Regions from separate parts of the Mus musculus genome. Here region 2 is linked to region 1. A link is a loop called in an ENCODE intact Hi-C map of the cell type or tissue named here. Cell type or tissue: heart. All regions are shown on one strand. Links, peaks and the distances in the headings refer to the core of each region. The heading gives the core; the rest is flanking DNA.

What was found. Hi-C counts contacts between places; a loop is a spot of excess contacts. Peaks named below come from ENCODE experiments on the same cell type or tissue, not always from the same donor. Only the 100,000 strongest peaks of a DNase experiment are listed, where the experiment ranks them.
Region 2: it touches region 1 in a loop (3-fold over the local background); 12 of 42 quality-filtered maps call a loop at or near these places.

Annotation. Positions count from the first base shown.
Region 1 is chr9:89,966,851-89,983,028 of GRCm38, reverse strand. Rasgrf1 (RAS protein-specific guanine nucleotide-releasing factor 1) reads right to left here. Exons shown (of 27, transcript NM_011245.2): 6 at 15,099-15,178; 7 at 12,483-12,676; 8 at 11,942-12,051; 9 at 8,146-8,264; 10 at 6,185-6,345; 11 at 2,219-2,282; 12 at 1,292-1,428. Among named protein-coding and RNA genes, the nearest start is that of Rasgrf1, 65 kb to the right of the region's middle. In heart, for the core only: a CTCF peak has its summit at 9,058 (motif pointing right); DNase peaks (open chromatin) are centred at 8,278 and 8,858; H3K27me3 peaks cover 1,252 bases.
Region 2 is chr9:89,695,893-89,712,070 of GRCm38, reverse strand. It overlaps Tmed3 (transmembrane p24 trafficking protein 3), which reads left to right and starts at 7,028. Exons shown (of 3, transcript NM_025360.2): 1 at 7,028-7,325; 2 at 9,051-9,299; 3 at 12,092-12,868. The coding sequence starts at 7,146. The coding sequence ends at 12,328. In heart, for the core only: CTCF peaks have their summits at 4,950 and 7,619 (motif pointing right); a DNase peak (open chromatin) is centred at 7,050; H3K4me3 peaks cover 1,403 bases; H3K27ac peaks cover 1,254 bases.

The sequences.
Region 1 (16,178 bases), core at 4,827-12,826:
ATAGCTGTGCCTAACTGGCAACAGGAAACAGCTGCGTTTGATCTCTCCATTTTCTCTAGAACATGCTCGTTTTGTTTTTGTTTTTGTTTTTGTTTTGCATACAACTCAAAAGAATAGATTTACGCTATGTATAATCCCACTGTGCATTGGTCTTTTGTGGATTCAAGGGGGTGGGCTGCCAGAAGGCCAAACAGCTGATACCCCCTGGACCAAGCAAGGCTCATGTCTGCAACTTTTATGGGACTGCCTGGGCATTCAGTTTAATTTAGAATTACACAATACGAAAATAGTCCCTGGTGTTTTACAATCGCTCTTTATCTGGAAGTTTCTTCCAACTTTTTTTTTTCCTTCTTCTTCAGTGCTGTAGATCAAACCCTACTTTAAAGCAGGATACAGAGGTAAGAAGGCACGGAGCTGGTGAGGGAAGCCCTTTAAGTGTAGTGGGTACCCTGCTCTTCCAGTGTCCTGTAGGCACAGGGCTCCTTTCCAAGTCCCCAAGACACAGGGAGGAAAGTAATGCACAGCTGTCCATCCTGCTGTCAGCTGCTCTAACACCCCACCCAGCTCTTCAGAGAGGATGGCCAGACAGAAACTCTGGGACCTGGCTCTTGCTTTTGAGGTGTGTGACACTGCTCTTTAGCTCCTGGAGCCCAAGCCAGGAGCTGGTGACAGCTCTGTAACCAGATCCCACCTCTTGCACTTCCAGTGCCCCAGTATCTTGGGTTGCTGACTTTCCAGGAGAAGCCAATGTTTCCTGATTAATGGTTAAAGAGCCAGGGGAACAACTCTACTGCGTGCAATAGACAAAGGCCAAAGCTCTATCTTTCTCTAGCACACGAATGCTGTCCTGGACCTCTGTAGGCTATCCTGACTAGCTGGACATGTAGGTGCTCACGTATCTCAGGACTTCGGAGCTATCTCTTCTGCCACATCTAACCTTCATAGATGGGAGTGCCAAGACGTTTTGTGTGTGTGTGTGTGTGTGTGTGTGTGTGTGTGTGTGTATACACCTGCACACATATTGAAACCCAGGGATCAGACTGTAATGTAGACAGACATTTTTTCCATTCACAGGTCTGGGGAGCGGAGAGTAGAGCTGACAGTCTTAAGGGTTTAAAACCATACTGCACGCAATGGTACCCATTGGCTGGATCTGGGTCAGCCTCCATGGACCTGGAGGGCTCTGGTCTTTTCTAGTAGAACAATTCAGCTGTGCTCTGACCGTCCAGACCCCTTACCAGGCCAAATATGAAGGAACAATGAGCTCTGAGGAACAAGTGAAGCTGCTCACCTGGATGATGTCACTGGTCCATGCTGCCTTCTCCTGCCTGGTTGAGGCTACCAGGATGACAGTGAAGGGTAGGGAGTCCTTTGGCTCCACCCCGATCTTAAACTCCAGGTGTTCTATCTCTGGTCCGGCTCCTTTGGCTTTTCCAGTGAAAAAAAATATGAAGTTAGCAGAGTGAGCGTGGGTGTCTGTGAGCTGGGTAAGATTCTCTGATCCCTGACTTGCGTACCAGTAGAGGGGCCGGTGGGACAGCAGGTCACTAGCTGCTCCTTTTAGAATAGTGTTTTACGATTTTGGCTGAGTGAGAGTCACCATTTCAAAGATGAAGAAGCTGAGGATCTGGCACACACAAGTAATTTATAGGTACACAGATTCTTGATTCAGATTCGGAACCACTAAGTAGTAAACCCTCTGCCCTCACTACAAGAATGGGTTCTGAGCCAGGGTTTAGCTAAGTCTACTAGCAGGGAAGCAGCTAGCCAGGGTCAGTCGGGGCCTCACGACCCAGCCCTTTGGCTAACACCTGGGACAAGTAACATTGACATCGGAAACTCCTCTGGACGGGGCTGAACATTCAGTTTGGTTTACAGCTCCTTGATGTGAAGGTAAATCCCTGGAATTTTATTACTGATCTCCAACTCTCTTTTTCTTTGCTCTTTTCAAATCCAGGGCATGACACAGGCTAGGCCCTGGAACTCTTGAGAGCTGTTTACTGGAAAGACCGAGCTCAAAATCTTCTTTCTAGGGGCCCACAATTGTGAGAACCACCTGGTCTGGGCTGTTCTCTCCATTTTCTTTTGCATCTGGGTCAGGGGCCATCCTATTTGCACATCTGCTTTTCTTGCACTCCAGCCTTGCTGAATGAGTGTGTGCACATGCAATCATGTATCCGTGTGAGTGTTCAAACCAATTAGCAGCTTGGGCACTGACCTTCGTCGTCCAGGTTTTCGGGTTCATCCAGTAAGGTGCAGTCAATGAGGGATATGACTCCATTCTGAAAAAGAGCAGCAGGCACCACCTTAGACCAGGGGTCCACGTGCAAGAGTAGGGGTCCCAGTAGATTAGGCTTGGAAGGGCCTCACCACCAACCAGCCACACGTCCACAGACAAGTGTGTGTGTCGCATTTGATGAGTGGGCATTTTGCTACGCAAGCAAAGGACATTAGCTCCCTTTACAGAACCCGCTGAGGTCAGTGAAATGATTTTCCTCAGGTAGACTACTCCTAAAGAAGGCTGAGGACAAGCTGTGGACAGAATCTGTCCGAGTTGGCTTCCTCTTGCCCCATCAGCATGTCTGAGAATTACTTCATAGCCCCAAATCTATAAAAACGTGAAATCCTCCATTCTTGGTCAATCCCTCCTATTACCAATGGTGAAACAGGTCAGGTTTATGGATTCATTATAGGTATTGCTAACTCAATTTTATAGATTAAGAAATGAAGTCAGAGAGGTTAAGTCTTTGTTCAAGTTACCCGGTCAGCTATTGGTGGGCTCCTGAGAAAAAGCCTCAGGGGCCTCCTCCCAGCCCCAGGCCAACAACTCATTTACTACTATCAGGAAGAAGCTCTAGTGGAGCCTCTCACTTTGACACAGTAGTGAGGAGAGGCTCTGGTGGCAGTCTTCCTACCCACAGGCTTTGACACTCCCCTTTTGAAAGTGGAAGAATGAGCTGGAGAGATGGCTCAGTGGTTAAGAGCATTGACTGCTGAGTTCAATTCCCAGCAACCACATGGTGGCTCACAACCATCTGTAATGGGATCTAATGTCCTCTTCTGGTGTGTCTGAAGACAGCTACAGTGTACTCACATACATGAAATAAATTTTGAAAGAAAGGAAGAAAGAAAGAAAGAAAGAAAGAAAGAAAGGAAGGAAGGAAGGAAGGAAGGAAGGAAGGAAGAAAGAAAGAAAGAAAGAAAGAAAGAAAGAAAGAAAGAAAGAGAGAGAGAGAGAGAGAGAGAGAAGATGGAAGAATAATTCCTTTCCTCTTAGGTGTGGACTGGGCTGTGACCAGTATTGAATGAAAAGAGCCAAATGACAGCTAAGGTGTGCAGCTCAGGGAAGTGCGGCTCTGGGAACTGCAGCGTCACGCCTGCTCTCTCCTCTCTCTTGGATCACCTATCCCAGGGGAAGTGGGTGTTACACTGTGGGGAGAGGTGAGGAGTTGAGGCCTCCAGTCAGCAGTTCTGTGAATGAACCATCTTGGTTGGGTAAGCTTTTGGAGCACTGTGGCCTGGCAAACGTTGCTATTGCAAACTAGAGCCCTGAGCCAAGACTACTTCTAAGCCTCTTCTGACCTCCTGACCCATAATTGCGGGACAGTGTTTATTTTCTAAGAACTGATGTTAACATAGACCCAGCCACGTGACTGATCTATACATGAAATACTGGGCAGGCTGCCCACCTTTTTTTGTTGTTGTTAGAAAACTCAGAATTTATTTTTAACCACTTGCTTGGATCATTATAGTCTCATGTTATATATAGGTTGCTGCTTGTGAGGACAGCATCCAAGGGGATTCCCAGGCAACCCTGGGGTCTGCTTCTTGCTTCCTTCTTTGATGGCCTTGTGAAGTTTCCAGGACTTTTGAACAATAACCTTGCCCTATGATTTCATGGGGCTTGACAATCCTGGAAGCCCCCTGTTAGCTTTCTGTCTAAACTCCACCCCACAGTTACCTGGCAACAGCCAAGCTGGCATTCTCTTATTGGCTTTTTCTTTTTCTTTCTTTATCTCATCTGTGAACTGGGAAAGTGATAGTGTCTGCCTCAGAGGGGCTCTAGAAATTAAATATGATAAAACCTTGGGATAGGGACTAGCCATGGTAATCATTATATTGGAGGCCTTATTGTCTGTTATATGACAGGTTCATTATCATAGAATTTATAGTGACTGTTAAACTTACTGAGAATTTTTTTGTACCAGGCACCTGATACTCCCTTAGCATTCCTGGGAAATATTTTTTTTTAAGATTTATTTATTTTATTTATATGAGTACACTGTAGCTATCTTCAGGAACACCTGAAGAGGGCACTGGATCCCATTACAGATAGTTGTGAGCCACCATGTAGTTGCTAGGAATTGAACTCAGGACCTCTAGTAGGGTAGTCAGTGTTCTTAATCACTGTGCTATCTCTCCGACTCTATCTGGGGAATATCTTTATATTCATTATGCAGATGAGGAAACAGGCTTAGTGAGGTCACATGATTTGTTTGAGGTTTGCCTGGTACACAGCATGGTCAGCGCTCTGATCATGTGTTCTTTGCTAGAAGGCTACCCTTTAAATTTTTAAAATTCCAATTTGTGTGTATTTGTGAGTGAGTCTGTGCACATGTGCGTGCATGTGTGTGTGTAGCATGTGCACGGGTACCCAGGGAGGCCAGAAGAGGAAGTCAGATGCCTTGGAGCTGGAGTTATGGGCAGCCATGAGTTATCTAATGTGACTGCCGTAAGCCAAAGGTGTCATCTGGAGAGCAGCCAGTGCTCTTCACTGCTGAGCCATCTCTCCAGCTCCCAGGCTAACCTTTCAGAACTCCAAAACAAATAATAATAAAAAAGTAACCAACATAAAAACAGGAACTTCCTGTCTCAGATCAAGGATCGGCCTCTGAGTCTCTGCTGCGGCCTGCCTGTGCTTACTCTAATGCTGAAGGACGGGGGACCCAACCCTCCCAGCCTGGACAGAGATATCTGGAGTACGACCTGGAGCTAGCAATGAATGAAAGCCTCCCTTGACACGCAGTTTGGTTGGAATTTGAGTGTATAATATTTGTAAATTAATTTCTCCTTGTGCAGCCAACCAGCTAATCTACTGACATGTTAATATAAGTGGTGTAGTCTCCAAAGCCCGTGTTTGATCTAATACCTCAATGGGAGGTTACAGACCAGGCATCCCTGAAGAAAGGTTTCCCTGATGCTCTCACTAAATTAAGGGCACCTTCTGGCCCTTTTTCAGGATGCAACATGCTCACTTTTGGAATCCCATCTGCTTCTCCAGGATGGACATAGTATGGGAAGAGATGGCAGCATAGAGCGACAAGGTCTCATAATCAGCACAGCAAATCCATAGGCACGGTCAGCTATCTCATGCATTGTTTCTGTGGGGACTCTGAACTTTGTTTGCCTGATGAAATGTACACAAGACAAGGACATTTCCAAGATCACATGGGTGACAGAGATGGGGCCAGCTAGGGTTCAGAGCAATGAGACCATTAATGAGCTATGTTGGGGAGCAGTAGTTTGAACCCCAGGCTTTACCACAGAGCTGCATTTGAGCAGGTCTTAAAGGATGTGGCCAAAGGGTCTTATGCTTTGCTCAAAGAATGTCTTGAAGGGTCTGTCGAAGAAGAGGTAAGATTGTGTAGTTGAATACATAGCAGGAGCAAAGGTCCTGGGGTCTGCCTACTGGGACAAGCCAGGCCATTGATCTTGTGCTCCAAGAGGGGAGACCTGGTAACAACAATTCAGCAGCTTCCTAGGGTCACCTGACCCGAGGAGGGCTTCCTGTGATAGAGAAGTGGGTGTCTGGGAAAGTTAGGAGGGTTTTGTCTGAGAAACTTTGCCTAAAGATGACAAAGATTCCGTGTTGCTCTAATCCTTGGCTGAAGGGAATCCTCTACTCTCCCCAATACCTCTATCCATATCAAACACACACACACACACACACACACACACACACACACACACACACACACACCTGAATAACCATATGCTCATACTTGTGCCTTGAAGGGTTGGTTAGAACTCCTGATGAGCTGTGGGAGTCTCTGGGGCCTGACACCACCTTTCCAGATCCATGATTTTTTCAGGGGAAGTTATCAGGGGGTGCTCTACCCATTTCCACCTTCAGCTTCCCTAGGGTGTATCTATGTGTGTCCAGGCTCCTCTCCCACAGCCTTACCTTGGTTAGGTGCAGTTTCCCACCAGAGCCTCTGGTGCAGATAATGAGATGCTTGGAGAATAGGAAACACTGGCGCTCACCCTCTTTCTTAGTGGACAGAGACCCCAGGCGGCCCCTAGAGGACTTGCTCTTTTCAGACAAGGACATCTGCATGAGGGAACCTGTAAGAACAGGGGATAGTGGTGAGGAGGGTCTGAGCCTAGCCTCAGATGGTACAGATGGCACTACCCTATGGCCCAGCCTTGGAGGTGGAGGTACAGTCACACGTGGTTGTGGAACAAGGTAGTCCAAATCTCCTGGTTGCTCTTTCCCGCTCAGCCTCAGAGCCAGGGGACTGGGAAAATGAGAGCTCTGTACAGGGTCTCACAACCTCCCAGCCAGGGTCCAGGGTCATGGCAAGCAAAGGGACCCCTGAAAGAAATGGAGAGCCGGGCTGAGGTCCGGAAATGGCCCTGAGTAATGAGGCTGAAGAAATGGGGGCTGGAGGCAGGTTCTGGTGTCTTAGCATGATGGACTGCATAGCTGTGGCCACAGCAGACATCACCAATTGATTTCGGCACTTAGCTTCAGAGCCCAGACTGAGCATGTGATGATCCTAGGTGTAATACGGTAGAAAGCCACTGTTGGATAGAGTAGCTCTCTGTCTCTACTCTGGGTGTCCCACGTAACACCTGCTCTCTAGGTTCCTCTCCTGTTGTCCTCACTGTCCTCAGGGACCCTCGGCACAGTTTGCATTGGGCTCACCTCCCAGCCTCTCTCCTCTCTGTCTTCATCTCTCTGTCCCATAACCAATGTCATTCCAGACCACACTGCCCAGCCTCTCTAGGAAAGCCTCTCTCCCCTGACGTCCCCGCCCCTCTCTATGTCTGCTGCAACTGAGATGTTCATTTGTGACAGGTCTTCTTCTGCAAGGTGAGACTGGTTCTATTCTCTGGGGGCCTTGGAAGCCCATGGGGACTCGGTGTACAGAGGGCAAGGGTCAGTGTTGGCTGTGAGGCTGAACAGTGGGAAGGGCTGAGAGGGGCTCCAGGTCCTGCTCCAGTACAGAGGAGGAAGTGCTTTTTCGGGGTGATATGGCAGCTTCCAGGTCTTTGAGGGGACTGTCCACTCCAGGAGGGGCTTTTTCCCCAAGGCTTCAGAGAAGTAGAAAGAGGCTTCTTGGGAATACTTCTGGTATAGATCATGTCTTGTGCAACTCAGGGAGACGTGAAGACTGGGAACTGCCCCTGGGCTTCCTGTGTCCCAGGTAGACCCTCCTGGGGTCAAATGCAGCCACCATCCATGGAACATAATGTCTATCAGATCTTCCCCAGGGGCCCAGATTCTGATGTACCAATCAGTATAAGCCTCTCACAGAGCTATTTACTAGCTAGCGAACTCCAGACCTGGATGGAGGAGATGCTGGAAGATGATTTGGGGGCAGACATCCATCTGGGACAAAGGAGCAAATGCTGAGTCTAACATAAAACATGGCAGCCGCATAAGGTGACCTTCAAATGCATCACAGCTTTGATGTCTCTAAGCCATCAGGAGCTCAACAGGGCCAAGCCACCCAGACCCATTCTCAGGGTGAGCAGGAGCCAGAAGTGGTTAAGACCCATTTCAATGAGAACCCCTGAGTGCAGGGATCCCTCCCAATACCTCTGATAAATTCTATTCTCAGGGCCAGTGGCTATCTGTCCCCATTCTGTCTCCTACTTTCTCCATGGAAGGACAGGTCAGAGCTTACAACAAAAAGTCCATGGCTAACCTCGGTAGTAGACTCACATTTGGCATGACAGAAGACCAGTGGTATCTGCATGTGTGTGTGTGCATAAGTGTTGCTTCCATGTCAAACTTTTGCATCCCAGCAGTCTAGAACATTCCACAGTCACAGTTGCAGGTCAGTCTACTGATGATGTCCCTGAGTGCCACCCTCCTCTCAGGGACCCCTCAGTGGGGGTGCAGAGCAGCCACCCTACCTTGGCGCACGAAGGTCTGGCTGGTGTCCAGGAGGATCTCACAGCCCTCCGTGATCATACGCTCAATGGCCAGGTTTTTGCGGATGTTCTCGGTTTCACTGACTTCGTCATGCATGATCCTGGGGAGACAGGAAGTAAGAGATATGCTGGTCCACTTTCAGGAGGGGGATGCTCTCTCTCTAGGCAGACCTAAGAAGAGAAGCTAGGGCATGGGGCCCTGGTTAAGAAAGGGAAGGGTATTCGTATCTACTGAGTGCCAACTGTACGCTGGACACTGGCCAGGCTCCATCTGGTTTAATCCCCTGGCAGTACAAGTTGCCAGGTGTTTATTTTAGGAAAAATGAAAGGGAAATTGGCACGTTTCAGTGTTGAGCATTGTAGGATAGAGAACAGATCCAGTCCAGGAGGGAGATGTGAGCCCAGGATACCATTTCTTCTTGTAACCCACGTCTTACTATACACTATTTTCATCCACAAGCAGAGTTCCCCCCGTACTCTTTCCTCAGGCTGTCCCCTCCTGTACTCTTTCCTCAGGCTGTCCCCTCCTGTACTCTTTCCTCAGGCTGTCCCCTCCTGTACTCTTTCCTCAGGCTATCCCCTCCTGTACTCTTTCCTCAGGCTGTCCCCTCCTTGCTGGGAATCGAACTCAAGGTCTTGAGAATGATGCTCTACCACGGAGCTATGTACCAGATCTTTCTGCCATGTCTTTAAACAGCTGTGATTTTAATGTTGCATGGGCCCTGGAATATTATGAGATTTGTGAGTGCCTGCCAATTATGCTGGCTCAGAGAGAAAGACTGGCTTTTTATCTACTTGTCTTCTGGGAGGAAAACAAGCTGTTCGTTTTTTTTTTTTTTTTTTTTTTTTTTTTTTTTTTTTTTCTGTCTTCTGCAACTCTAGTACTGTCCAGGAGATGGTGCCATTTAATTACGTTGAAAAAAGTAACACGTGAGAAAAAAAAAGGGGGACTCTGGCAATTTTGTTCTGGTGGGTTCCCAGGCTTTTTAGGAAAGCAGAGAAGTACTGGGAAGCCGGGTGTGGTGGCACACGCCTTTAATCCCAGCACTCGGGAGGCAGAGGCAGGTGGATTTCTGAGTTCGAGGCCAGCCTGGTCTACAAAGTGAGTTCCAGGACAGCCAGGGCTATGCAGAGAAACCCTGTCTCGAAAAACCAAAAAAAAAAAAAAAAAAAAAGAAGTACTGGGAAATCCCTACCTACTTCAAGAAGAGCACATCTCATGGTTTTCTACCTATTTCTGAAGTACTACAGGCAGTGTCACCAAGAGGGCTGGTGACCACATGTGGTTTAATCTAAGGGTGCTTTGTGTGGGCTATAAAATGAGCAAAACCTCAAGCCTCAGCCAGAGGGCCCTCAGTTGTCCACGTGTGGAACGCTGGGGAGCAGGTGGGGCTCAGCATTTCAGTTTACTGTTTATTTGTTTGTTTGTTTGTCTTGCTTTTTTTCTGGTTTAGCACTCCCATTTTAATTTAAACTCTCTGGGACATCTAGACTGGCTCCCTTCTCTCTAGCAGCCTCAGTTTCTCCTTCTCCTCCACAGAAATGTTTTTCTGAGACACCCAGTTCCTAAAGATGGGGTTCCGTTTGAGAAATGCCAGTGGCAGAGAGAACATTTCTCACGGTGAAGGTGAAGTTGTGCTTGGGCATGTTGGACTCTGAAAGGTCCAAAGGGGGAACTCCACAGTGGTGGAGACATGACAAGGGCAGCCTACCGGGTAAGTTCGGCTTCTGAGGCAGACTGGTGCTAGGGACCTATGTGCAGACATAGCTGCTAAGCTCTTTGAGGGACCGCAGGCCCCAGAAGTGATGCTTATCACTGTGTTATCAGTGGTGCTACAGTGGTGGTTGAGGATAAAATGGCAAGACAAACAAACATCTGGTTCTTACGGAGAGCAGCTGGAGGTGTGGGAGGAGGTACAGCTCTGAGGACAGCTAGTGACTGGGTTGGAGAGGGAGGTGTGACTCCTAGTCTAGCCAGGGCTTGGCTATCTGATGGTTTCTTATCTTGCTAGGTTACTTCCCTTAGCACCCTATGGAGGCGGGTGGGGGGAGGTGAGAGGGTGAGAGAACGCTCCAGTGTGCCATTAAGGTTGGGCTTAGGAGAAGGTGCAGGTACTGGGTGGAAGGAAGAGTAGGATGCATATCTTGGCCTCTCAGGCCATCTGCACCTCAGGCATCTATCTCTCAGCAATGAGGAACCTTAAAGGACATCCTAGGCATTTCCTCTGGGGAGGGAGGGAGGAGCATGTAGGATTTGGACCTGCAGAGGGTTCTTTCTTTTTCCTGCCACAGGCTCTACAGATCTGCAGTCACACACCCCATATGCTTCCCCGGTCCTCCCTCCTGACTCAGTAACTCTGCAGGTTCTCAGAAGGATCAGGCTAGGCAGCTTGTCTCCTGCCGGGCTCAGCCTGCTCCTCTGCTTAGCTTGGAGCTGAGCCCTGCCTGATATCCTTTGCTGGCTCCAGGAAGTTGAGCCTCCCTCATCCTTATTCCTAATCGGCTATGTCTGACCACAGGGCTCAACCTCATGTTGTGACCTCCATCGAGGTTCAGTCCTAGGCTCTGATGTCTTCCTGACTGAAGTCACTCCTGTGGCAATATAGCATGGTGGTTGTCACCAAACTGATGACACCTCTTGATTCCAGACTCTAGAACCCTCCTTTCTGGTCTCCTCCACTCGGGTATCTAAAGGCATCCTGTCTAGAATCATTAGTCTTTTCTCGTTCTCCCATCCAGTCCATTGGGAAATCCTGCTAGCTCTGCTTACAGCCAGGGCAGGAGGGACAGACATTGATGGCAGATGACAGAGGGAAGGGCTCTTCCTCTGAGCTCCATTCCCAATCTAGGCCACTCCCCCCCACACTCCCAGCACCTTAGTGGGGGTGTGTGTGACAGGGCTCCCCTGACTGCTTCTGTTCTTGTGGAGGAAGGCCCACTCTGGACTGCAGGACAGAGAGACGGCCAGGTGAGGAACTCTAGACTGGAGGACCAGAGTGTCCTTAATGGTCACAGCTTTTCCACCTGTCACCTCCTGTTGCTATGGCAACTCCAGCTAGTCACTTGGGAATTCCGTCCATGGGGGGCTCTTACCACCACAATGTTTTTTTTGTTTGTTTGTTTGTTTTTGCTTGTTTTTTTTCAGATAAGGCCCATTAGATTCCAGGGTAGCCTTGAAATGTAAACTTTGGATTCCCCTGTCTCTATTTCGTAAGTGCTGGGGTGTAACAGGGGCCACCATAGCTGGTTTTATGTAGTATTGGATACTGATCACAAAGCTTCGTGCATGTTGGGCAAGCACTCCATCAACCTAGCTACATTCCTGCCTTGTTTTTGTTTAAAACTTTTTTTTTTTTTTTAAATATGGTTTTAAGTAGCTTACTTGGGCTGTCTTCCGACTTAAGAGTAGAGGCTGGCTTTGAACTTCTGACCTTCCTGCATTCATCTTCTGAGTACTAGGATTTTTTAGGTGTCTAACACTAAACCTGGCTTACTACTACAGGATTGGACAAGCTGACACTGAACAAAAGGGGAAGTAGGTGTTGAAAGTTCCTGGAAGCTCCTCTCCTAGGTCGTGGGTCTACTTTAACGGCAGGGTTCTGCAGGTCCTATCAGTGCCAGCGACCACACCCAGCTGCTTCATCTAGGCCTGTGTGTAAGCTGTAACCTGCGCAGGCCAGTCAGGGGACCCAGCCTTGAAAGGAGGCAGGCTGTGATTTTCCTGAGGCAATTCTCAGCCCTGCCCTGCCCACCCTTTGCACCGTGGCTGGGCACTCACCTGGACAGTTCCTCTAGTTTGGATTTGGCATAGTCCAGGCTGTTGCGCTCCACATGCTCATGAGGTGTGTGGGCCAGCAGCTCATGGAGTGTCAGGATGTACCTGGGGATCTGTGAGTGGCGAGGGACATGGTAGGACGGGGCCAGGAAGACGAGGAGCAGGTGGAGAGACAGAAAGGGACAGGGAGCGAGGAGGGACAGGGCAAGAAGGGAGAGACGGTGATGGTCGACAAGAGATGCACAGGAATGAAGGAGAGGGACAGAAAGCAAGAGAGTCAAGAATGGATCTTTGAACTCAAGAGACTGAGGAGGAAAGCAGGCTACATCTCTGATGTGCCTGGAGAGCCAGGACAATGGGGACCCATGCATGACTGTCTCCAGGAACTGCCCCTTCACCTTCCCCACTGCTGGAGGGGACAGGTGCATGGGGGCTCAGCTTGCTCTCCACCTGCCAGGATTTTGTGGGGAGGGACTGTGTCCTGCCAGCTGTGCCCTCAGTGCCCCCGCCCCAGCCCACTCCCTTGTAGGTCACCAGCAGTCACCTGGAACATTGGGTAGGTGAGGAAGGTCTCCAGTGTGCGCTCCTCGCAGTCTGGCTTGGCCTCGTACTGCTTGAGGAGCTTGTCAAAGTCCCGGTTTTGCTTGCAGTGAGCAAGGATCTGGAGGCTGTACTGGTGGTTGCGGACGAACTCCTGGTAGATGTTCAGCATGGGCAGCAGGATATCGAACAGGTCCGCTGCAAAGGAAGGTGGGGTCCACAGATCAAAGGCCGAGGTGGCCCCAGGCCTTGGGCCCATTGGCTCACCCAGAGAGGCTGTGTGCGAGGTTCAAATCCCACCTCAACAGAGAGATCCTACCTTGGGGGAGTGGGTTCGGGACTAAGGCTTACAGGTGTGGGCTATCTTGTGGTAGCTCTGACTGGAGAGGCTTAGAGAGATGGTAAGGAGTCCCATACCCTTATGGCTGTTGTTCCCAGGGGCCCTGCTCTGGGAACCATCTCCAGAAGACAGCCTTGGTGTAGGTCAGACCTTCTTATCTCATGGCTGATCCATGTGGAGTGTGGGCAGCAATTGCCTCCACTCAAAGTGTCTTTGTAAGAGGCTGGCTCTGTGTGTGTGTGTATGCACATGCGCATATATAAACACACGTGATGGTTTGTATATGCTTGGCCCTGGGAATGGCACTATTTGGAGGTGTGGCCTTGTTGGAGTAGATGTGTCACAGTAGGCATAGGCTTTAAGACCCTCTCCCAAGCTGCCTGGAAGTCAGTCTTCCACTAGCAGCCTTCAGATGAAGATGTAGAACTTTTAGTTCTGCTTGCCTGGATGCTGCCATGCTCCTGCTTGGATGGTAATGGACTGAACCTTTGAACCTGTAAGCCAGCCCCAGTTAAATACTACCCTTATAATGTTGCCTTGGTCATGGTGTCTCTTCACAGCAGTAAAACCTTAACTGAGACAGTGTGTGTGCGTGTTCATGTGTGTGGGCATGTATGTGGTGCCCACATACCTCTGTATGTTTGTGTGCGGAAGTCAGAGTTCAGTCTTTGGGGTCATTCTTCAGGAGCCATGGCCTTGCTTTCTGAGATAAGGTCTTTCCCTGGCACCTGGGCCTTGATGATTAGGCTAGTCTGGCCAGAAAGCCCCAGGGATCTACCGGTCTCTGCCTCTCCAGCACTGACTGGGAGAATATAAGTGTATGCCATTGTGTACATTTAAAAAAATGTTTATTTGTTTTTATTTCATGTATATACCTAGGAACAATTATGTCCTCATTTTTCACGCATGCTTTGCTTGTGTAAACATATGTGCATGCAGTATCCATAATGGCCAGAAGGGGCGTCAGAGCCAGCCGGAACTGCAGTTACAGACCATTGTTGACCTCCTGATGGGTGAAGGAGAACCAATCCTGAGTGCCCTGAGAGAGCAGCAGTGAATATGATCCCACTGGGCCCAGGTTGAGATCTTTTGTGGCTTCTGGGATTTCACTCAGGTCATTCATTATTCCCCTGAGACAAACTTTTTACTGACTGAGCTATCTCCCCAGCTCCATAGAGCAGGGTTTTTGACGCAAGAAATTTCTAAAGAGTGAAGGGGGCTGGAGAGCTACATCTGGCCTGGTTCTCACTATGACTCTGTAGCCTCAGGGTCTTCCCCTCTGTAGTGAAGGGAACACTGCAGTTCCTTTACCTACCAAAGTGGGAACCTGGCACAGGTGCCATTCAATGGAAGGCACAGGTGCGGCTCAGCCCTGGAACCCAACAGCACAGCTTTCTAGGCAATGCAAATGAAGCCGGAGCCTTTGTTCTAGTAATCCAACTTCTGGAAACTTATCCCATAAAAATGGTCCCTAAAGATTTGCAATGGCTTAGAACCATTAAGAAGAGCGAGCTGGTTGCCTGGTTTATGGTATGTATCCTTAGGGACACTGGCTCATTATACAGCCATCAAAAAACTCAGCATGAGAAAACTGGGCGTGGCAAAATGCTCCATTTACAAAGCTAAGCTAAGATGTGACATGTTGCCAGGTGTGGTGGTGTACAGCTTTAATTACAGCAGTTGGCGGGCAGAGGCAGGCCGATCTCTAACAGTTCAGGGTCAGCCTGGTCTCATAGCAAGTTCCAGATCAGCAAGGGCTACAATAGACACCCTATTGTAAACACCAGCAGCAGCAGCAGCAGCAGCAGCAGCAATGTATCAGCATAATGTAATAATCTGATGTGAGCAAATGAATGAAATGTCTGTACAAACAAGCTCCAGACTCTAACTCCCTCTGTTTTCAGTCATGTGAAATGGGAAAAGAAAACTCGAACACTCTCAGGATCTCTGTGTATAGGGAATTGTGGAAGGAACATGGCCATGACTGGGGTGGCTGTCTTTGAGGGACAGAGCGACAGGTGATATTTTAAGTGTTTTCTACTTTTCTGGAGTTTGAGATGTTCGCCGTGGGCATGTTTCTGGGTGGGCATGTTGCTGTTGAAGGGGAAGGTGGACAAGCAAATAGAAGGGTCTCATTTCTTTCCAGGAGCACATGACGGTTGTCCTTCTCCTCTCAGGGACCCTGGGGTCTACAGAGAGACTCACTGATGATCTAGAGGGACAGAGCTGTCTCCTGCCCTGGAAAGGAATATGTAGGACGCCATGGGGATGGCTACTCACCCAGCACCAGGGTGGGCCAGCTGGAGATACGGGCCTTCAGGCCTTGGTAGAAGATCTGATGCAGGAACATGATGGTCTCGCTGAAAGACAAAGCACAGGTGAGCTTCTGCCTGGCTTTCCTTCCTCCCTGGGGTGGACCCTGCTGAACATTTTAGTGCCATGCTAAATTGAGGCCCTTAATAGGGGCTCTAAACACCTAGGACTGAGTGGCATCACACAAGCCCCTCTGTGCAAGGGGTGTGAGCCCATGAAGATGGCAGAGAAGAGCTGCTGTGGCCAGCAGCCAGCTGTGTGCAGAAGAAGCCTTCTCTGCTGTCTCCCCCTACTTCATCTGCCTCAAGGTATTAGAGAGACGTGGAGAATACAGAACACCAGCCACTGACGGTGGGAAGAGATGGGGCCTGGGACCCATCTAGAATGATGCTCACATCTGACTTAAGGCTCTTTCCTAGCTGTGTATTCTCCAGCCAGGACACCTAACATCTCTGAAATTCATATCCTTCTATGTGAAATAAGCTGAGGTGAAGAACCTCTTGCAGTGCTGAGGCTGCTTGGATACCTGGTATATAGTAGGAGCCTAGCAGAGCCCAGATCCCCACTGTTCCTTTAATGCCTTCGTTCATTTTTTTACTCTCATGCCTTACCCACTCCTTTTCCTTCTTCCCCTTCCTCGTCTGCTGTGCACAGAACCTTTTAGACTTCCTGAGGGGCCTTTGCCCGTGGACCCCGCTCTACCCACCTGTGCTGATCATGGCTCCGTCACCTCTTCCCCCTGCTCAGGTGGTACTGATACAGCAAGACCCCCCTCAGAGCACAAACTGCTGTGAGAGAGAACACATCCGAGCAGGGAAGCCACTCCAGGCAGCCAGAAGACATGCACCAGACACTAGGACATCCACCAGTGAGGAAAGGAAGCTCTTTAGAGCCCAATACCGAACAAGCCAGTGTAGCAACAGCCTAGCAACGGGCCAGGGATATCACAGAAAGGATGGTAGAGACAGCTTGAAGACATTACATGGGGTGGCTATAGACCATACAGCAAAGCAAACAGGTTAATTAATCGAGTCACAAGATTTTTCC
Region 2 (16,178 bases), core at 3,103-11,102, 270 kb after region 1:
GAAGCATGGCAGCTGCAGGGCAGAGTTGACTCTGGTGAACTGTAAGGGTTTGTGGAGGCTTTAGAACTGTGATGGGTAATAGACATTATGTTTGAACTATTGGTGACTTATTTGGTGTTGATTAATCTTTTAGGTCCTTTAGATATGCTACTGATAAAGCTTTGTACTCAAATATGTGTTACCAACACAAAATGCTTGAGGAAAGCCATGCAATGGAGCCTCTTGCTTCTGTTCTTTGAGAAACAGTTGGATTTTGTCTAATGAGACAAGTTTGGACTTGTTTTGGTTGAATCCCAGTGGAGGGATAAGGACATCAACCTATCCACAAAACTTTTGGCCCAATATTTGTCCTGTTTAAAAGCAAGGCAAGGACAAAGATGGAGCAGAGAAGGAATGGCCAACAAATACCTGGCCAAACTTGAGACCTATCACATGGGTAAGCACCAATTCCTGAAACTAGTAATGATACTCTGTTATGCTTGTAGACAGGAGCCTAGCATAACTGTTCTCTGATAGGCACCACCCAGCAGCTAATTGAAACAGACGCAGACACCCACAGCCAAACATTAGATGAAAGTGGAACTCTTATGGAAGAGTTGGGGTAAGGATTGAAGGGCCTGAAGGGGATAGAAACTCCACAGGAAGACCAACAGTGTCAATTAACCTGGACCTTTGGGAGATCTCAGAGACAGAGCCACCAACCAAAGAGCACACACCACAAGGTGACTGGAGGGAGGCATCTAGGGCCCCCCTTCTCCCCCAGCCACCCATAGCACATATATAGCAGATGTGCTGCTTGGTCGTTGTGTGGGTCAAAAAAAAAAAAACTGGAGTGGAATTGGGGAGTTATCCCAAAACCTGTAGCCTGAGTGTAGAATCTGTTCCCCAACAGGGCTGCCTTGTCTGGCCTCAGTGGGAAAGAATGTTCCTAATCCTGCAGAGACTTAATAGGATGAGGGGGCTGATGTCCAGAGGAGGGACCACCCTCTCAGAGGAGGGGGTATGGGGGAGGGACTCTGTGAAGGGAGGACTTGGAGGGGCAGTGTTTGGGATGTAAGCAAGCAATCAAGCAAGCAAACAAATACATACGAGAAACTGTTTGTTCACTAGACTATATAATGTGAGATAGAGCCATAAAAGAGCCCACTTTGCCGTGAGGATCACCTCCATAAGTGCTCTATAAAATCTCTCTGTCCCATCTCTTCCTGACATTTTGAGCAAATGCACAGCTTTAGAGCTATTTTGGGTGATGAAAAAAAATAACAAGTACAGTCAAACTCCATTTCAAATGGATGTTTTACTCCCAGTGTTGGGGATTAAACCAAAAGCCTTGCACATGCGAGGCAACCACTTACCACAGAGATGAATTCCCAAGACTTCAAGCTGCATTTCAGTGAACAAGGTCAAACTCTATTGAACCAATGGGAAAAAATAGAAATGGTCTCACAGAGGAGCTGGGATCAAGAAAGGTAAGTAACCAAATTCATTCCTAAAAACATGTCATAGGGGCCACCTCCCCAAGAAGCACTGCTGACACTGTGGTATACGCTCTCATAACCTCAGGGCTCTTTATGTACTTTATGATTCATAGGCAAAAGCAACCAGTTGGCAGAACCTTTGATCCACACTCATATGTGTTAGGATCAGGGAACAGGGATCGGGAATACCTGCCCCTCTTGGTTCAGCAGTACAAGACAGGATAGTTTCTTCTAATAGAAAGGATGTTTAAGGGGCTGGAGAGATAGCTCAGAAGTTAAAAACACTTATTGCTCTTGTAAAGGACCCAGGTTCTGTTCTCAGTGCCCAATCCAAGGCCCTGTCACCAGGCACACGTATGGTACACATACATGCAGGGAAAACATTCATGCACAGAAAATAGAAATAAATATTTGAAAATATTTAAAAATGCTTTGCAACTCCAAAAAGAATTGTTCTGTAGAAGCTGATAAGTCCTAGGAAAGCAACATTGACACCAACATACCCTGCAATTTAGTTTGCAAACACTTTCTACTTTCTCCGTTTTTAAGAATTATTGCTTATAATTCCATGCTAACACTAAGTTATTGGTGAATTTTCTATCAATATCCATATAGTGGCTACATGGATTTATTTCTTTTTGTTGCTTTACCAGTTGACATTTAAAGAAAATGAATGCATAGTGGATCAGGTGTTCTGACTATATTTTCATAATATTTACTCTTGGTCGATGCTTCCTCCCCAAGTTTTCTTCTCTCTCCCTTGTCTCCCTGCCCACTATTCATGCTTAAACCCTTCCACCTCCAGGATTCCTCTTTCCACTTTTGAATCACATGAGTTCAACTAGAGAACATGGACCCACAGTCACCCTCCCTCAAAACCTCTTTCCCCTATCTCATGAACTCCTTTCTAGTTTCGTGATGTGGCGGGGTTTGAATAGGTATGGCCCTCATAGACTCATGTGTGTGAATGCTTGGCCCATGGGGAGTGGCACTATTAGGAGGTGTGGTATTGCTGGAGTAAGTGTGGCCTTATTGAGGACAAGTGTTACTGTGGGGGTGGGTCTTGAGGTTTTCTATATGCTCAGGCTACTCCCAATACAGCACACAGTCTCCTGATACTTGGATCAAGATATTAGAAAGCATGGCTCTTTTCATTTAATATAATGATTTTCAGATCCATCCATATTTCTTTCTCATCAGTTGCATCTATGGATAAATGCTGATTTTATTTCAGAATCCTAGCAGTATGCTGGAGAGTGCTCCTGCTATGTGGGGTAAGGATGAAATGGCACAGAGAGGTCATCTTACATAGCCTGTTTCGCCTTATTTTACTTTTAAACGTTTATAACTATGAGATCAGAAACAAACACAGAACTATAAAATATTAATGACTAATTCAACAAAAGTTCATAATGTGAATCCCTAAAGCATCCTTGGGTAAGTTTCTGGCTTCTTTCACTTAGTGACACCCCAATTCTGGCTTTTATTTTTCTAATGCCCACCCCTGTCTTTCTTTCCCTTGCCTTATCTTCTTGGTTGTAATTGAATGAAAATCTCAATTGTAATAGTATACTCTTATGTTGTAACCTCAACTTCAAAGGAAAGGAAAGGTTTTGTGTGTGTATGTGTGTGTGTGTGTATGGTGTGCAAATGTATGTGGTATATGCTCACATCATGTACATGTGTGCAAGCTTCTCTGTGTGAGTGAATGCCAGAAGAAAACATTAGTGTCTAGAACTGTCACTGCCCATCTTATTCCTTTGAGAAGGAGTCTTTGACTGACCCTGGAGATGAGGCGGCAGTCAGTAAACCCTATAGATCCTCCTATTTCTGCCCTGGACAGTGATGATGTTACAGGCATGCACATATCCATGCACAGCTATCTTTCTGTGGGTGCTGGGATCTGAAATCAGAACCTCACGCTTGCAAACAAGCATTAATACTCACTGAACTATTTCTCAAGCTCCAAAAAGAAAGATTTAAGTGTTTATCATGAACCATGAAGTTTGGTCCAGTTTTAAAGGATATTAATGGCAATCAGGAAATTATCTATTATTCTAAGGCCACCAAGAGTTTGAACCACGAACAGCTATTGAATTTTCTCATATGCCTTTTCTGCATCTGACACGCGCCTTTAATTCCAGCACTCGGGAGGCAGAGGCAGGCGGATTTCTGAGTTCTAGACCAGCCTGGTCTACGTAGTGAGTTCCAGGACAGCCAGGGCTATACAGAGAAACCCTGTTTTAAAAAAACAAAAAACAAACAAACAAACAAAAAGGATACTTTGTAGCCTAGAACTCAGAAATCTGCCTTCCTCTGCCTTCCCAGTGCTGGAATTAAAGATGTGCACCACCAAAAGAATTTCACACGTCACCTCAGGAATAGGGCAGACAGATGTGGTTTTTGTTTTCTTTCAGATATTCTTAATTTTAGGACTTCTCACATATGATGGAATATAAAAATTCAAAGGCACTTTAGAACTTGTCTAACATTACACTTAGCTCATGAATCATCTCTACAGCATCTTCAGAACATGGCTGTTCACCTGTCTCTGCTCTAGCATATGCAGGGGTAGAAACTGTGCTGCCCATTAACTCTCTTCCCGATAGATACTTCTTATGTTGAACTGAGATACACCTCAGTGTCATTCATGCTTAGCACCCAACTTTTCCACATGGAACACAGAGAACTAATGATCCCAAAGGATTTGTAGAGGCAGTGTGCTTGTTGGGGTTCATATAGCCTTCAGGACCGTGCAGATCTGGGTTCAGCTTCCGGCTTAGCTATTAATGAGACAGGTGAACTTGAGTATTGTAGAAGATTATTCAACAGTCACAAAATGCCTTCCATCCCCAAAGGCTCCCTCTTTACAACAACATCTCACCTTAGGGGTAAAATCTATTTCTCCTTCTTCTTATATCTAGATCAGCGTTGGACTCTATTGGCCAGTAAAATGTATAGAAAGTGATATTGAAAGAATTCAGAAACCTAGCTCTTAGAGAACATTGCTATCTGTGCCTGGGTCCTTTTGGGATATTTCTCTGAGTATGTCACATAATACTGAGTATGTCACATAATAGCCTAGCTTGTACCTGTTTGGCTGGTAGGAAGTCCAGCAATCCTCTGAGAGGGGCGTGAGGATTATAGGAAAGATGGAAAAGAAGACTCATAGACAAAGGTTAGAAATGAGGAGGGCTGTCCAGTCTTGAGTTTAATTCTCTTAGGCTTACAGTATGTCGGGAAACAAAGTCACAAGCCAGCAGAGACAATGGATGATGTACATTTGATATCTGTACCCATCCGGAAGCCTTCCTAATCCTGCTGTTCCTTCCTCCAAGATTAACAGAACATTTAGCCCCTTGCCGTGAAGTTCAAGTATATCCCCTCTTATTGTAGACCCTGGTCTGACTTGACTCTGCCTGACAGGCAGGCTTTCACAGAAGCAGGCAAGATGACTTCCCGCAGTAGCCTCCTAGTGGTGAGAGAATGCCTGGAAGAGAAAAAGGCATTAGAGCCAGTAACCTGTATCTGCCCTAGACATGCCAGTGGGGTTATCTTGCACAGCCCAGCACAGATGGACTCTAGATGAATGTAGCATCATGGGCAAATCCAGGGAAGACTGCCTGACGTTCAACTGTCCAAAACCATGGACTCACAAAACCATGGAGATTATAAATTGAGGCTGGCTCAAGCTGCTGACACACAGAAAAAGTGAACAATGACAAGAGCTACTGAATTAAACATCCCGGGCTCCTTATCAAATAGGAGCAAACTTATTTTTTTTAAAGACATGGCTACTAGTGAATATTAATTAATATAAACTATGTTGAGCTGGTTACTCAATTAATATAAATTATGTTGAGTTGAATAGTGAGATGACAGTGTGTCTGGTACATTGTTAGTGCCCGCACACTTTTAAAGCTTTCATTTCCTATTGGTTTTTAGCTTCCATGCTAAGTCCTGCTATTTATTTATTTTCCCTTGGGCATTCTCTGTTTGAGTCAGCTTCCTGGCAATGTCTATGCTGGCTTCCTCCTAATCACATTCCTTTGACTAGTGCCCCAAACGGAAAATAGCTCTCCTAAAACAATACAATAGGTACCACCTGATCACTGTCTGCTAAGGCAATAATTTATTTTTTTAAAACTCAGGCATTTTCTCTTGTCTTATATGTAGTTTGATGCTGATTCCAATTCTGCCTGCTCCAACTTAAAGAGCTGTGAAACCAGGCCTCTTCTTTTGAACCACTGCAGATTCCCCCTCCCTCCCCCACCCTCCCAACCCCCATCCCCACCACCTGGAACTTAAATGTAGCGCTTCATCTTTAACTTGTGGGAACTTCAGTTTTGTTTTGTTTTGTTTTGTTTTGTTTTTCTTCACTTGATTTTCCAGTTAGATGATTATAACTTTCACATCTTCAAATACTCTTCATTAAAAATGTTAAGAGTTGGAGGAGAGATGGCTCACTGGTTAAGAATACTTCTAGAGGACCCCAGTTTGGGTCCCAAAAGCCTTATCAAATGAGTGACAACTGCCTGCAATTCTAGCTCCAGGGGATCCAAAGCCTCTGGCCTCTTTGGAGACCTGCATTCATATATACATACTCATATACACACATGTGCATACACATAATTGAAAATAAGAAATATAAGTCAATGTTAAATAGGACAAGCAGGGAAGGAGCCCCAAGGCACACAGCTCAACACCTCTTTCACATCTAATCTAGCACAGAGATAGTACATTTTATTAATAATTATATTATGGGTGCTGCTTTCATGCACATTAGCTCCTTGATACAGGATCCAGTATGGCCAGTGGTAGTGTATGCCAATTTTATCTATGTGGTAGTATATATGAGTAGTGAAATTCTTTGTTAAAATTAAGATTCACCATATCTAATAATGTTCTACTGACAGTAAGTGTTTATGTATCAGCAAATATTATAACATGTAATGTCTCTTTGTTTATGGACTATGGTGAACATAAAATCATATATATCCTTCTTAGGGCAGTTGTCATGAATAAGACAATAAATCAACTTGTCTTTCAACACTTTTAGAAGTTAAAGGGGATGGCAGATTCTCTCTGAAAAAATTTTCAATGTGACCCGAATGCGAAAACATAATTGAAATCCTTTAGATGCTTTTATTTCCAGAAGGGAGTCTGTGTGCAAGAAAACCTGTTTTCCCCCAGTGTAGCCATGGGGTTTACTTTGTTGAACACTTCTTCACCTTAGGTAGGAGGGGGGAGTGGAGGATCCGTCGCCTCCCTTCCCTGCGGTTCCTTTCTAGTCCATCGAGTCCTCCTAACTACTGAATGTGTTCATTACGTCCGGGATTTCTCCGGAGACGTGGCAGACACTAAGTGACAGCAAGTCAGAAACAGACTAGAAGCCCAACGGTTTCCGAGTTGAAGGGACGCACTGAGAAGTACCCGAGTCCAAGAGCCGCATCAAATACAATAGCGCCTAAACTCAGTGATGCGCTTGCGCAGCGGGCGGAAAGGTTCCCCGCCCACCTCTCTGGTGTGCGGCTGCGCGCGGAGTGGCCGCCACCCGGAACCGCTGTGCTGAGCTCGCGCCACGTCTCTTCAGGGGGCCCCTCCCCTCTCCCTGCTGTCCCTGCTGTCGCTGCGCGGGAGCCTAGAGAGGACTAGGCCCGGAGCATCATGGTCCACGAGGCTCCGCACGCTTCATCCTTCCAGATGCTGCTACAGCTGCTGCTTCTGCTCCTGCTCCGGGCCGAGCCACTGCGGAGCGCTGAGCTCACCTTCGAGCTGCCGGACAACGCCAAGCAGTGCTTCCACGAAGAGGTGGAGCAGGGCGTGAAGTTCTCTCTGGATTACCAGGTGCGGCCCTAGCCGCGTCTCACTGGGGCTACTGGTGCGCCGCCATCCGGAGCGGCCAAGATTAGCCACCAAAGGCTGAGGGGGTCGGGGATAACAACCCCAGACCGGTTGACTTCTCCCTGAGAAGAAACGTTTGTATCTGCCAGAGCCCTCCCGAAGTGGGCCAGGGGCACTGGGGAGTTAGGCAGGCTACAGGTGAGCGCTCAGGATGGGGGGCCTGTTACCGCCCCCTGTCGCCCCCTGCAGAATTGACCAGAATGACCTCTCCCAGGTACCTCCAGGAACATCAGTATTAATTAGCTGGACACCCACTGGGTGGCAGTCTGACCCAACTGTCACTTTGGGCTGGGTGTCTTGCTGGTGCTGAAGTCAGCTGCATCCTTTACAGCTGGAGTTTGGGGTGACATAGTTGGAGTGATGAAGGGTTTTTTTTTTTTGAAAGGAGGGTTCAGTGCAGACTTCGAACCCTGCCAGTGTATACTTAAGGACAGTCACACACACTCCCTCCCCAGTGGTGTGGCTATGTGGCTTGCCTCTCTGCTTACCATATGGCTCAACAAAGTTAGGTCCTGCACTTTGGTCTCCATGGACAGATCTCATAGCTAACAGTTGCTTTGGTAAAGGCTCTATCCCCTAGGGTTAATGAGTAGGCATAGGGTCAGAGGGATGAATGACCACCATAAAGCAAGACCTCTAGAAATGAGGTGACACAGGCACCCCAGTTGTGTACAATGAGTAAGCCCTTCTATGGTAGACGCTCTGAAGGTTGCTTCTGCTGACAATTCCATGTATGGTGGAGTCACTGATGAGACTGCTCTCACATCTATGGACGACATACAGTGTGTGTGTGTGTGTGTGTGTGTGTGTGTGCCTGCCTCAGCACAGGCAGCCTAAGAATAAGAACAATATTCTTGGCTGGGCAGTGGTGGCGCAGGACTTTAATCCCAGCACTTGGGAGGCAGAGGCTGGTGGATCTCTGAGTTCGAGGTCAGCCTGGTTTACAGAGTTCCAGGACAGCCAGGACTATACAGGGAAACCCTGTCTCGAAGAAACAAAACAAAACAAAACAAAACAAACAAGAACAACAACAACAACCGCCCCCCCCACCCCAGCATTCTTGATGTGGCTAGTGAGGCTCCAGAAGCCGTTGAGGGTAGGCATGCCCCATCAGTGGGGGGAAATCTATAACCACCAAAGAGACAAGCCTCTGAGAATGTAAAGGGCTTTCTAGATTAGATTGCAGTGGGAAGAGCCACCCTAAGTGGGAGTACCATCATTCACCAGGCTGAATAAAAAGGAGGAAACCAGCTGAATGCTATCGTTCATTTCTCTGCTTCCTGACTCTGGATACCATGTGATTAGCCCCTACCCCTACCCCTGGAAGCCTTCATGTTCCAGATACCATGCCTTCTCCCTGATGAACTATGCCCTCAAATTTATTTGCAAGTCAAATAAATTTGAATTTATTTGCAAGTCAAATAAATTTGGATTTTTTTCCTTGAATTGCTTCTGTCAAATGTTTTGTAGTAATACTAAGAAAAACACCGAGTGCAGTGGTCACTGCCTCTTAACTGCGTAGGCTCAGCAGGATGGGAAGCTACATGGAGTCTGTGTTGGAAAATGGTGAGGGTTAAATTACAGAATGCTTAGCGGGGTCCCCGTTATGGTCAGCATTTCAAAGAATTGCTTGCCTCCCCATCACTGCACCCTTTTTGTGGTTGTCAGGTTATCACTGGAGGCCACTACGATGTGGACTGCTATGTGGAAGACCCCAGGGGCAACGTCATCTACAGGGAGACCAAGAAGCAGTATGACAGCTTCACGTACAAGACAGAGGCCAAGGGCGTCTACCGGTTTTGCTTCAGTAATGAGTTCTCCACCTTCTCTCATAAGACCGTCTACTTTGACTTCCAAGTGGGTGACGAGCCCCCCATTCTCCCAGACATGGGGAACAGGGTCACGGCTCTCACTCAGGTGAGTGTGCATGACCGTGACAGGACTAGGGGAACCCTCCCACTCTCATCATGTTTCTGCTTTTTTTGTCCTTGTCCTAGCTGATGAACCAGAATCACCCTCTAGCTGTAAAAGACTCCATACCACTTCTGGTCTCCTGTTTCTAGCCAGAGCCCTCTCATAGCTAACACTTTTCCTCTCCACCCTTCCAACTCTCTTTCTCGGGCGTGGCACGTCTTCCAAAATTCTGACATGTACCTGTCTGCTGTGTCATATGCTCAGATGGTGAAGAACAATGTCCTGCTTCAGGAGTGTGTTGGTGAGGGTCAGACCAGCTGCTGCCATAACAAACTCATATGTCAGGGCCTAGCACACTGGGTAGTGCACTGCTCTCAGGGTAGTTTGGAAAAGGTTGGATGGTGACTTGGGAATCCAGGCTCTCTCTCTCTCTCTCTCTCTCTCTCTCTCTCTCTGTGTGTGTGTGTGTGTGTGCTTGTTTTTAATTCTCACTTCCTCTTCATATTCTCTTTTTCTCCCTCCCTTCCCTTTCCACTTTCCCTTTCTTGTTATCTCCCTATCTCTCCCTCTTTCCCTTCCTTTCTATTCTTTCTCTTTTTCTTTTTTTCTGAACTTGGGACCTTGCTTAGCACATACTCTACTACAGAACTTTGTCCTGAGCCTCAAGGCTCTTTCTCGCCATCCTTCTCCTTTCCCTCGGGCTTCAGCGTTCTCTGTCCCTGGATACCAAAAGAGGCAGAAATGAGAAAGGCACAGCTGTCCCTTCAAAGCCTTGGCCTGTAGTAATACACATAGCATGTCCACTCATGTCCCTTTGGTGACCACTTGTGTAGTAAGTCAGCACAGGGCGGCTACTAAGTACAATCGCTGGACAACAAATCCCCACTGTGGAAGAGAAGTTGCAGCAATTATGGAGGATGGATAGTTTCCATTGACTTCCATGGCTCTCAAGATTGTTGACTAACCTCAGCCTCCATCTGGAGTTCTTCTTTCTGTTCTCCCTCCCTCCTACATATAGGCTGGGCTTCCCAAGGGCCAAGCCTCTGGTATCTATCTACCTCTATATTCTTGATACCTTGGTGTAGGAGGTGTGACACCAAATACTTGTCTTATGACTGATCACCATGGCCTGAGGAACCTGTAAGACAGGAATAACCATCTTATTTCTTGACCAAAGCCAGAATGTCTCAAATCTCTAAGGAGGCCAGTTTTTCCTCCTGTGTGCTCTCTGAGGAGACCATATGTCCTATTTCTCTGTGGCTCATGCCCAGTTTCCTACCATCTCTGGGAGGTTAGGGAATGGAGTTTCATTGCCCAGTACAATATCTAGTATGTCCATTTGGCTGTTTAGATAGAAGTTAGAAGATCCAGCTGAAGGGATCTTCAGTTCTGTTGGTCATTGATGAAACCATGGAAGTTTAAGGAATCCCTCTTGTACCAGTGGGAGAAAGTGAGAGAGAAAAAGGTTCATGCATTAGAGCAACAGAGAATGTCTTGCTTGGAGTTTCAGTTCCAGTGTGAGTCTGTTGTGGTGAGGAGGACAGGTGGCATTTGTAAATTTCCTCTTTCACCAGTCCATTTTACTCCGTATCGTATGGTTCTCTTTTTACCCAATGCCTGCTTTCCCACATCCCCTGAAGTAACTAACTGAAATGTTGTGGTAACAAGCTTTGTGGTAGACTAGTACCAATGGAGACCCCAGTGGATGGGGAGGTAGCATCCACTGAAGATAAGGGAGTGTTCTTCAGTGTGTGTCACTGTTGGTGACTTACTGCTTTGGGTAGGGTTTATGCCATGTGTCCTAATCATGGGCTGTGGTTGATATATGTCCCCCTAGCCCCAGGGGTTGGACTAGTGTTAAGCTAGGGCCAAGGGTTGGAGGAATTCCCACTCTGTGGATCCAGTGACCACTAAGTTTCCAAGTGTGCTGGGACAGAAATGAACTTAGAGAATGGATTTCTAACTTGGAGAACCAAAGGAGCCATTCCCTGGTGCTTAAAAACAAAGTACCTGTGGATTTATATACTTGAAAGCATGTGTGTTTGTACATGTATGTACATACACATATGCACGTACACAGCCTGTGACTGAACACACACCACACACGTATGTGTCTTTATCCACCTTTCCTTCTAATGATTTCCTTTGTTCTTGAGTTCTCTGACTTTAAACTACCCCAAGCCCACTCCCATCCAGCATAGGGGCTTTCTTAGTGGGGATCTTCTTCTGCCAGTGCGGTGTCAACTGTAGGGCTCTCTGGAAGTAGAATGTGAGGAGCAGCAATCCCATGTGAACATCTGTGTGTATGTGCATGATTGTATGTTCACACGTGTTGTGTTTATACATGAAACTGTAGACATCTGCTATACAGTAGAAGTCTGGCATAATCAAGTCTAGTTCACACAGCTTGTTAGTTAGTTGGGTACCTCAAGCCGTTCATCTAGCCTCTTTGAGCTCAATTTCTTTATCAGTAGGATAAGTAAGCTATGATCTGGTTGTCCTTGACTGGAGGTAGTGATCCAGTCTGTCAGGGCATCGAGAGGATTAAAGAAGATACACAGACTATGGCTTGCACACATAGGCTGATTCTGTTACTTATTAAACTTGTGTGATTGAATAAGTTGCTCTCTTTGAGCCCCCCCTCACCCCAGGTTATCTGTACAATTGTGAAACCACATAAAGTGCTTAACACAGACCCCTCAGAGGTGCCAGGAATTTGCAGTAAACCTTGGCTGCTGGATTATGCCCTGCCTGACTTAGGGTTAGCAACTGACTACTGTTTTCTTCCTGCCTAGATGGAATCTGCCTGTGTAACTATTCACGAGGCTCTGAAGACTGTGATCGACTCCCAGACACACTATCGACTGCGGGAGGCTCAGGACCGAGCCCGAGCTGAAGACCTTAATAGTCGAGTGTCCTACTGGTCTGTAGGCGAGACTATTGCCCTGTTTGTGGTCAGCTTCAGCCAGGTGCTACTGCTGAAAAGCTTCTTTACAGAAAAGCGACCTGTTAACAGAGCGGTCCACTCCTAGCCTCGAAGTCCCTCCCACAGTCCCTCACCCCTCCCGGGTCTCAGGTTCCTACAGGGCTGGTGGTGTGACACAGAGAAGAGGGAGAGCAGCAGGGAGACCAAAGGCGCACATATCTGATCTTTGCACTCCAACAACGGAAGCTCACAGAGCCCCGGTAATCTGATTGTATTGTGTGTGTAACATTGGCCAAAAGTGTTTACAGGTCAACCTAGGGTTTGGTCACTACGGGAGGCCAGTGATCTAGCATCCAATCTGTAGGAGAACTCCAAGTGCCTGGACCTCCAGGGCAGTTTAGGGTTCTGCCACTACTCCATGAGACATTGGTCATTAGGTGGTTGTGTCTTCTTCCATCTTGAGAAAGGGACCCTGAGTTCTTGCCTTCCCTTCGTGGACCTCTCTATTCCTGAGGAAAGCTGGTCTAATCTGGAAACAGTAGGGTCAGACATACAACCAGGACCCAAGTAGAGAGTGAGTGAGTGCCCTTGGTGATCTATGTCTCCTGGAGGCAGAACTGTGCTAATAAAAACCAAGACTGAGCATTCTGGAGTGATGTGTGCCTCTATTTTACTTAAAGGAGCTTCTAGCTTGATGTGGAGCATGGGTGTATATGTAAACAGTGTGAGAGAGAAAGTGGCTGGAGCTGTATGCAGTGTGGGGTAGAGATGTTGAGAGGAGCCAGGGAATCATGCCCCTTCCAAGGGAGTGACAACAGGAGGACCCCTTCCCATGCCATCCACTCAGCAGCCTGCGCATACATGCTTTCCTCTGTGGCAACAGGTAAGCCCTATGTGCATGACCCGCTCCCTCATTTCCTGTTAATCAGACGCCATCTCTCAATTTAGGTGACACCATTGTATTTGTCCCAAAGTCCTTCTGGTTAGGAAGGACTTAATGCACACTTAGGAAGTATGGTGGGTCTGGGAGGAAGACAGGGTGTCCATCTAAAGGAGAGCTAGCAAGGAATGTGGCAATCCAAGCTGACAGTATGAGAAAGAGGGCAGATCAGTCCTTTGAGAAGCTGGCTTGGAAACCTTACTTCCTTAGCTTTACAAAGGTAAGTTTGTTCTCTGTGTGCTTTTGGAGGTATTCTGTCCCTTATTTTGAATTGAAGTACTCTCTCTCTCTCTCTATATATATATATACATATATAAAGATTGTTTACTAAACTACAGGGCAGACTGAGAAACACTAAACTTTCATGTATCTGCTACCCAGATCGACAGCCAGTGTGGGTACCTCTGCCCTGATTGACAGAGCATACTCTTTTTGGTTCCGTTTTGGGGTAGTTCTTGCTACGTAGCTCAGGTTAGCCTCCAGCTCTCAGTCTTCCTGAGACCTGTTTTAACTGGTGTATACCACCACATCTCGCTTTAGTCTGTACTTATATGCTCCCTAGCTGCATGCCCCTTGCCAGGCTCAGCTTCCGTGGGAGCCACCAACGTGAACGTAGTGTCCTTCGGTCGCCGAGGAGTCTGAGGAGTCAAGGTGATTGCTGTAATACAACTTTTCATGTCAAATTTCATCAAGAGAGAATGTACTCTAGTTTTTAGAACAAAACAAAAAAAACAAAAGAGAGAATTGCTAGCACTCCCTGCTCTATTAATATAACGTTATTTAGTTATCAAGAATACAGACTAAGGGAGACACTGCCCCATTCGTTCAGTTTTGGATAATGTTTGCAGTGAAACTTACAGAGTTTTTTTTTTTTTTCATTGTCTGCCACATATTTTTGAGCATGTATATACTAACAAATTTAATAATTACCTAGTCCCAAAGACACAATTTTTAACCTGTCGAGTTAAACATTGTCAATGAAGCAGCATTTAAAATGAAAGACCATTAAATAGAGATATCTAATAGGATACTGCAAATAAGAATGTCAAACATAGAGGAGTTGTGGTGCATAGGAGAGATGAGTTGGAATGTGAGTTTAGGGAGGAAAAGGAAAGATTGAAAATCTGAGCACACGCTGGGTAATGGCTCTCAAGTCCCTCTGATACCTTTGGATGCATCCAACAGTCATAACCACTAACGAATTAACGCCTAAACGGTGTCTTTCAGGGCCCTGTATTCCTTATGAAAGGTTTTAGATACAAACTTTAAAATGTTGGGGGACCCTGTGGTTCCTCCAGCCTTCTTTGTGTATTCAAGAAAAAGAAAAGAAGGAACTCCCTCACTTCAAGCCTGGGCTCCCTGGGCGAGACCCCCACTTCACATGCAGAAGGAGGTGTTCCATGTTGCATCAGAGTAGGAAATCCTCAGTTGGTTTGGCCCTTTGGGGCTTGAATCTGGGTCTACCATGCATCATTGTGTCATCAAGGACAAGATGATAACGAGCTGCTTTCTCTAAACTGCCCTTACTGGTGATGTGGACGTGAGAGAGTGTTCTGACTGGACAGGGAGTTCAGCTGCATGCATCATTATTGAGGAGAATTCACTGTCTTCTAGCAAAATCTATTTGAGTAGAAACCTGGATGCTCTGGCAGGCGGATGGCACAGCTGTTATCAGCTTACCCGGGAGACTGAGAATCCCTATGGGAGGAGACAGAAGATTTCTGACTTCCTCTGAGGGTTAGTATTCTCAAGGGAGGAGAGGCTTTTCAAAACAGGGCTGGGCACACCGAAGGTATAAGGTTGGCACTTTCAGGAACTTGTGTCTAAGTCCCACAGAGGAGGGAGAAATGGGAGAAAGGGACACGGGAGAGAAATCCAGTGAAATGTGAATTGCTTCATACGGTAGGTTTCAGAGACATGGGGAGCGTCTGCAGGTCTGACTCTAGAATCCTTATAAATTCAGACAGTCTGGGACTGGCCCCTACACGCTGGTTCTGGCCACCCTGGGACACAGCCCTGTGCCAGTCAGACTACCGCAGTGTGGTATGAAGAAGCTGTAACATTTGAGGCTCAAGAACCATTGGTATCAGACACCCTCCACAGGACCACCCCAAGTAGACATTTGTTAAGATACATTTCTTTTTTTTTCTAAACAGGGTCAAATCCTAAGCCTCTTGCCAGGTATCAAATTAATAGGCATGTCTTAGTTAGGGTTTCAATTGCTGTGAAGGGATACCATAACCAAGGCAATTCTATTTTTTTTTTGTGAGATATATATATATATATATATATATATATATATATATATATATATATTATTACGTATTTTCCTCAATTACATTTCCAATGCTATCCCAAAAGTCCCCCATACCCTCCCCCCAACTCTCCTACCCACCCATTCCCACTTTTTGGCCCTGGCGTTCCCCTGTACTGGGGCATATAAAGTTTGCAAGTCCAATGGGCCTCTCTTTCCAATGATGGCCGACTAGGCCATCTTTTGATACATATGCAGCTAGAGTCAAGAGCTCCAGGGTACTGGTTAGTTCATAATGTTGTTGCACCTACAGGGTTGCAGATCTCTTTACTCCTTGGTTACTTTCTCTAGCTCCTCCATTGGGGGCCCCGTGGTCCATCCAATAGCTGACTGTGAGCATCCACTTCTGCGTTTGCTAGGCCCCGGCCTAGTCTCACAAGAGACAGCTATATCACAGTCCTTTCAGCAAACGCTTGCTAGTGTATGTGATGGTGTCATCGTTTAGAGGCTAATTATGGGATGGATCCCTGGATATGGCAGCCTCTAGATGGTCCATCCTTTTGTCTCAGCTCCAAAGTTTGTCTCTGTAACTCCTTCCATGGGTGATTGTTTCCAATTCTAAGAAGGGGCAAAGTGTCCACACTTTGGTCTTCGTTCTTCTTCAGTTTCATGTGTTTTGCAAATTCTATCTTATATCTCGCTAGACTAAGTTTCTGGGCTAATATCCACTTATCAGTGAGTACATATCATTTGAGTTCTTTT